Linked DNA regions of Homo sapiens: region 2 is linked to region 1. Evidence: read pairs that join two places in POLR2A ChIA-PET (ENCODE). Cell type or tissue: PC-3. All regions are shown on one strand. Links, peaks and the distances in the headings refer to the core of each region. The heading gives the core; the rest is flanking DNA.

Evidence for each region. ChIA-PET counts read pairs that join two places held together with the same protein. Peaks named below come from ENCODE experiments on the same cell type or tissue, not always from the same donor. Only the 100,000 strongest peaks of a DNase experiment are listed, where the experiment ranks them.
Region 2: POLR2A ChIA-PET joins it to region 1 with 5 read pairs; 2 of 35 experiments call an interaction of 5 or more read pairs at or near these places.

The regions. Positions count from the first base shown.
Region 1 is chr5:96,723,665-96,726,588 of GRCh38, reverse strand. All of the region lies in intron 4 of CAST (calpastatin), which reads right to left. Among named protein-coding and RNA genes, the nearest start is that of CAST, 63 kb to the right of the region's middle. In PC-3, for the core only: no CTCF peak of the experiment used is centred there; no DNase peak of the experiment used is centred there.
Region 2 is chr5:96,383,262-96,386,185 of GRCh38, reverse strand. All of the region lies in intron 4 of LOC101929710 (a long non-coding RNA gene), which reads right to left. It also overlaps a transcript of CAST not described here. Among named protein-coding and RNA genes, the nearest start is that of PCSK1, 49 kb to the left of the region's middle. In PC-3, for the core only: no CTCF peak of the experiment used is centred there; a DNase peak (open chromatin) is centred at 1,645.

The sequences.
Region 1 (2,924 bases), core at 269-2,768:
AGTGAAGGTTTTTTTCAGCGAAGGTTTCCATTAATAAAATTAATTTCTCATTCCTTTCCTTTCCCTGTGTAAAGACTACATGAATATCATTTTTTCCTATGTATCCAATGTTTAGTTATGATCAAATAGTCACAGATGTAACGGAAAGTTTTATGAAATTCTGTCAACATAATCCCCCCAAAATTGTAAATATTTAGTGCATGGATTTTTACTGGGCACATCACAGTCCTGTATGCAGAGATCGAATTTAAAGTTCTAGAAATGCTTCTACAGAACTGGTTGTAACTTAGCATCTTTAGTATGATATTTTACAGTTTTATCCAACTAAACATTACTTGTGCAAAAACAAGTAAGTACATGCATGCATTCTCAATATAGGCAAGATATACAATCATGAATAAAACTTGATTAAACATTTCATGAACTTTTCAGTCAGAGATTACAAACTAGGGTCCGATGCTTCCTGCTGTTTCTTTCCTTTTTATCTGCTTGGTAGTATCAGCACAAACTAGTGGTTTTTATTTATTTATTTTTATTTGAAGAGGCTAAAGTCAATTATCCTCTTAATTTATCATGTCTTCTACTTCAGTAATGAAGACACATACTTTCTTCAAATAATGGCCCCTTGCTAGGCTAACACACTATTTTGGGAAGGAAACAAAGCTTATGATTGAAATGTTTTTAAAGAAATTTTAAATTTTGGATCCTTTCACACTACATTCTCATTAATGAGTTTCTATTTATGGAACTATCCTTTCAGTTTATGCAAATATAATTTATTAAATGATTAACAAGGAAAATAAGCCAGCTGGTAGTATAGTGCTTTGAATCTATTAATAGCTTGCAATTTGGCAATCAAGATTTTGCATGGGAGAACCTACACTACAATTAAGAATGTATGCTCACAGACACAAGCAGCTTATAATGCAATCTATATTTAAATCAGTAATTGCTGAATTTATTTTTGTAGTGATTGTGCTGAATATAATAATGATGACCATAATAACTAATGTGTATTAATCACCTCTCATGTGTCAACCCACTTTATCTTCATAATAATCCTATGAGACAAGTATTATTATACCCATTTCACAGATGAGAAATTGAGTTTAGAGCAGTTAAATAACTCCCTAAAGACATCCATGGTGGACCTGAGGTTGTGTGTTCTAGTCATCGCACTGCACTCTCTCCCCAGTAGTGGCCAACAGACAATCCCATCTGGACACTTGCTTAGGACAGGAATTGTCCAATATACATTATGTTTCCTTACACAGTCTTGTGAGGCAGGTACTATTATCACCTTCCTCCAAACTGTACAGATAAGGAAACCAAAGCAAAAAGAGATTGTCCAATATCACAGCTGATATGGAACCAGGTTCCAGGGAAAGAGACTTGAGGCCAAAAGTGGTCCCTAGTTAGCCACTGGGGACACTTCATTACGTGCATCTTATTTTTGTCTCTCCCCCTCTTCTCTCTCCTACTTTCCTCCAGTTTCACAGGACTGCCGAGAATTCTCATGATTAATGCTTAGAGAAGGGTGAAGAGTTTGCTGACATTTGTTCTAGGTAACAGGCCACGCTTGAAATAAACATTGGTCCTTGAGCTGAGGCACAGGGGATTAGAATCAGGCAACAGGATGAAAAAGAACCAAAAGAATAAAAAGGAAATCCTATATTTCTGGCTCTCTTTCCTATCTCTTTTCTTTGGTTTTCATGATCTCTAAATTCAATGAGATTATTTATTTATTTATTTATTTATTTATTTTTGAGACAGGGTCTTGCTCTGTCACCTGGGCTGGAGTGCAGTGGTGCAATCACAGCTTGCTGCAGCCTTGATCTCCTGGGCTCAAGCCATCCTCCTGCCTCAGCCTCCCGAGTAGCTGAGACTACAGGAGTAAACCACCACACCTGGCTAATTTTTTGTAGACACGGGATCTCGCTATGTTGCCCAGGCTGGTCCCAAACTCCTGGGCTCAAGCGATCCTCCCACCTTGACCTCTCAAAATGCTGGGATTATAGGTGTGGGCCACTATGCCTGGTCTTAATGAGAACTTTTATTTTGTAGATGCTTCTGGAATATTTTTTAAAATTAGGATTTTTAATTTTAGGCTGGACACAGTGGCTCATGCCTGTAATCCCAGCACTTTGGGAGGCTGAGATGGGAGGACTGCTTGAGCCCAGGAGTTTGAGACCAGCCTGAGTAACATAGCAAGACCCCTGTCTCTACAGAAAAACAGAAATATTAGCCAGGCATGGTGGTGTGCCCCTAGAGTTCCAGCTACTCAGGAGACTGAGGTAGGAGGATCACTTGCATCCAGGAGGTCAAGGTGGCAGCAAGCTGTGATCATGCCACTACATCCAGCCTGGAAGACAGAGCGAGACCCTGCCTCAAGGAAAAAAAAAGATTTTTAATTTTTTAAGATTAAGCTTAACATAATTAAATAGAGACAGCTAACATTAATTATAGATTATATAATGTATATTTTGAAAGCAATTTAGAAATCAATGTAAATTTAAATACTAAATTTAAAAACTGATAATTTTAGATTAAAATTTTAAATGAATGCTAAATGACATAAGAACTTAGATGTGGATAGTGTATTTCTAGATATTTGTAATGTTCTTTGAAGATGATTCAAGATGAGGCCATATAATCCTTTGATAGTACTAAGTTATAGTGCCACATCACCTGGGATAGGAAACTACAGGGATAGCATAGTAATATGAAAGACAGAAAACAAAAGTAGGTTGGTAATTTTAAACAAGGGCAATTTAATAATAATGGAGTTGGGGTAGCTCTTAAAGGTATTAAAGAATATTGGCACACAAACATTAGTTGAGAGAATTTTGAAAATGCTCCCTCTTTAATTCCCTCCCCTGAAATATTCCCAAGAGATACAGCTTGAGCTAGAGTAACTTAGGGAG
Region 2 (2,924 bases), core at 189-2,688, 340 kb after region 1:
AAAAAAAAATTTCTAAAGCATTGAGATGCCAATAATAACAATACAAAACAGATTCTTTCTTAACTATATTCACAGCACAGTGCATTGTTTAATTAAATTCTCACAAGAATCGTAAAAACGAATCTGAGATAAATAATATTATTGTCCTTATTTTGAGGATGGGAAAGTGAGACACTGAGGGGTAACATGTTTTGTTTACTTGCTTAAGGTCATGCAGATAGCAAGGAGTAGAGCTGAGATTTTAACCTGGCAGTAATTCCAGCATCCAAGCTATGCCTTATATTAGCAAGACAAAAAAGGTGACATGACACTTTAGAAGATATTTATAGCACGGAATAAATATTTATTCTTAAAAACAATTTTAACCTCATGAGAAGGAAGATAAATGTTTTCCTAACTGCCTTGTAATTTGCAAGGCAATAGCATTAATATACATGACAGTTTGAATCATCCACTCTGCTCCTTCTGCTCCATGAACAGAGTATGCCTTCCTGAACCATAGGAATCTACTGCAGATTCTTTTCTGTTATTTGAAATAATAGGAAAGCTTTTGTTAACTGAACATTTTCTTTGCATTAAGCATACACTTTCTATATTTTCACAATGATAATTCATGAATAAGACATGTTATTTCTAATGCTTGCATTATCCTACAAGTGAAGTATTTTTACATATATGGAAACTGAGATTCAGAAAGGTTAAATCATTTGCCAAAGGTTGTACAGTTAAGCCGCAATTTTAAAACTGGTTTATCCAACCCTATCTTTTTGCTCCTTCACTCTGTTTCACTTTTTAGCTTTACTTCCAAATTTTGCAAACTGATGCCTTAATAAGCAATCTCATGCTTCCAGGAACACCTAGAGAGTTTATACCGCTTCTTCAAATTTTGGAAACCCCAACAAATTTAAGGGTGAGAGAAGTTGTCCTTGTCAATCATCACTCCTTGACCTATTTTGAAAGGAACCAACGTTCTTAGGAGGCAACAGACCAATCCAATAACTCAAGCAACATTTGGATGAAGAATCAATCCCATGAACTCATGTGTGGCTCATCCCCAGGGATGCTAAGATATGTTAATAACCAGCACATTGACTCTAGGAGTATTCTAGTATGTTGGGCCATTCTATTTGTCTCCCCATTTCTTGGCCTTCCTGGCTTGATGTTAATGTGTCTTCTTTTTAAAAAGTTTCTCCAAGTCTATTCTTTGGGATATTTATCAGTGGTGTGGGGTGTGTATGTTTAAAAAGGATGCCCAAGTCTTGCACAGTTGTGGACAAAACCTGAGTTTTTTGCATTTTTTCACTGTAGGACTTCTCAATAGCCTTTTATATATACTAGCGTGTACTAAGACTCTTTAGGGGTGCATTTTTCAGCATTTGTCCAGACAGAATCCCTTTCTCCTGGAGCATATTCAGGGACCAGTGTTCTCTCGGCTCACTTGGAAAGACACTATCTCCTAGCCAACTACATCCTGTCAATAATTTCCCAGCCTGAGTCTGGGTTCCATCAGAAGCAAGGCTAACAATCCCCATGCTCCTGATTATTTCTGAGAGCTTACAGCTCATGCCTTCTCCTTGCCCCAGTGGAAAATGCTGCAGTGCCAGTCAGCTGACGGAAAAGAGGTGCCAACTGTGGTCAGTGAGGAAGATGAGTCATAGCCCAGCAGCAGGGATACAAGGGCAGGGAAGACAGCTCAGAGGTGGGAAGAAGAGAGGGAACTCACCCAGTCACGTATGTCCATAAGAGATAGAGTGGTCATTGTTCCAATTTGTCAAGGACAGCTTTCGTTTATCCCTGTTGTCCCAGCATAATTATATCAAAAGTATCTTATTGAACAATAATTATATCTTGTCACTAGAGTACAGATGTGGATTGTCTTCTCAGCTTGCTGATGAGAATTGTGCTTCCTAAAATGTTTTGTTCCCACCACAATCACTGAGTCTCAGAACTGGAAGGAATTATCTAATTTTCTACCCAATTTCCTACGCATGAAAGGAATGCTGGGGAGGATTCTGAGAAAAGTGTGGCTTCTTAATAAAAAGAGGTGCAGAGAAGAGATACCTCCTCTTCTCTGTACATACCTCATTGTGCCTGTATAAAATGCCTAGGACCTGGACAGTCATCCTGGGACCTTCCCATATCCAGTATCCATTTCTGAAAGAGCTCTCCAGTTCCATGAGCTTCAGACCCCATAAAACTCAGGTCGGCCTCCTACTCATCTCCCTGATCTAAGTCACAAGTCTATGAACTCAACATCTTGAGTATCTCTCAAGCCTGCCCACTTACTCTTCTCCAGTGCTACCATCCTGGTCCACACTGCCATCTTCTTTCACATTGCTATTGCAACAGAGTGCCCCTGGTCTCCATTCATACTGTGATGTTTCTAAATTGCATATCTTGTCACATCACTCTCTTCTTGAAAACTCACTGAAGAGTACTTAGGATAAAACCAAAATGCACACCTGAAATCCCAGCACTTTGGAAGGCCAAGGCAGGCAGATCACGAGGTCAGGAGATCAAGACCATCCTGGCCAACATGGTGAAACCTCATCTCTACTAAAAATACAAAAAAATTAGCTGGGCGTGGTGGCCTGCGCCTGTAGTCCCAGCTACTCGGGAGGCTGAGGCAGAGAATTGCTTGAACCTGGGAGGTGAAGGTTGCAGGGAGCCGAAATTGTGCCATTGCACTCCAGCCTGGCGACAGAGAGAGACTCCACCTCAAAAACAAAACAAAACAAAATCAAAATGCTTAGCATGGGTCTGAAGCCCTGGGCAATTTGTCCCTAACCTGTTTCCATAGCTCCATGTCATCTCCCTGCCCCACTCAGTCTCAGGGTATAGCACATTAGCACACTAGCACACTAGCCTTCCTCCGGTATGCTAATGTTCCAAGTTCTTGAACATGGTATTCTGCTAGAAATGCT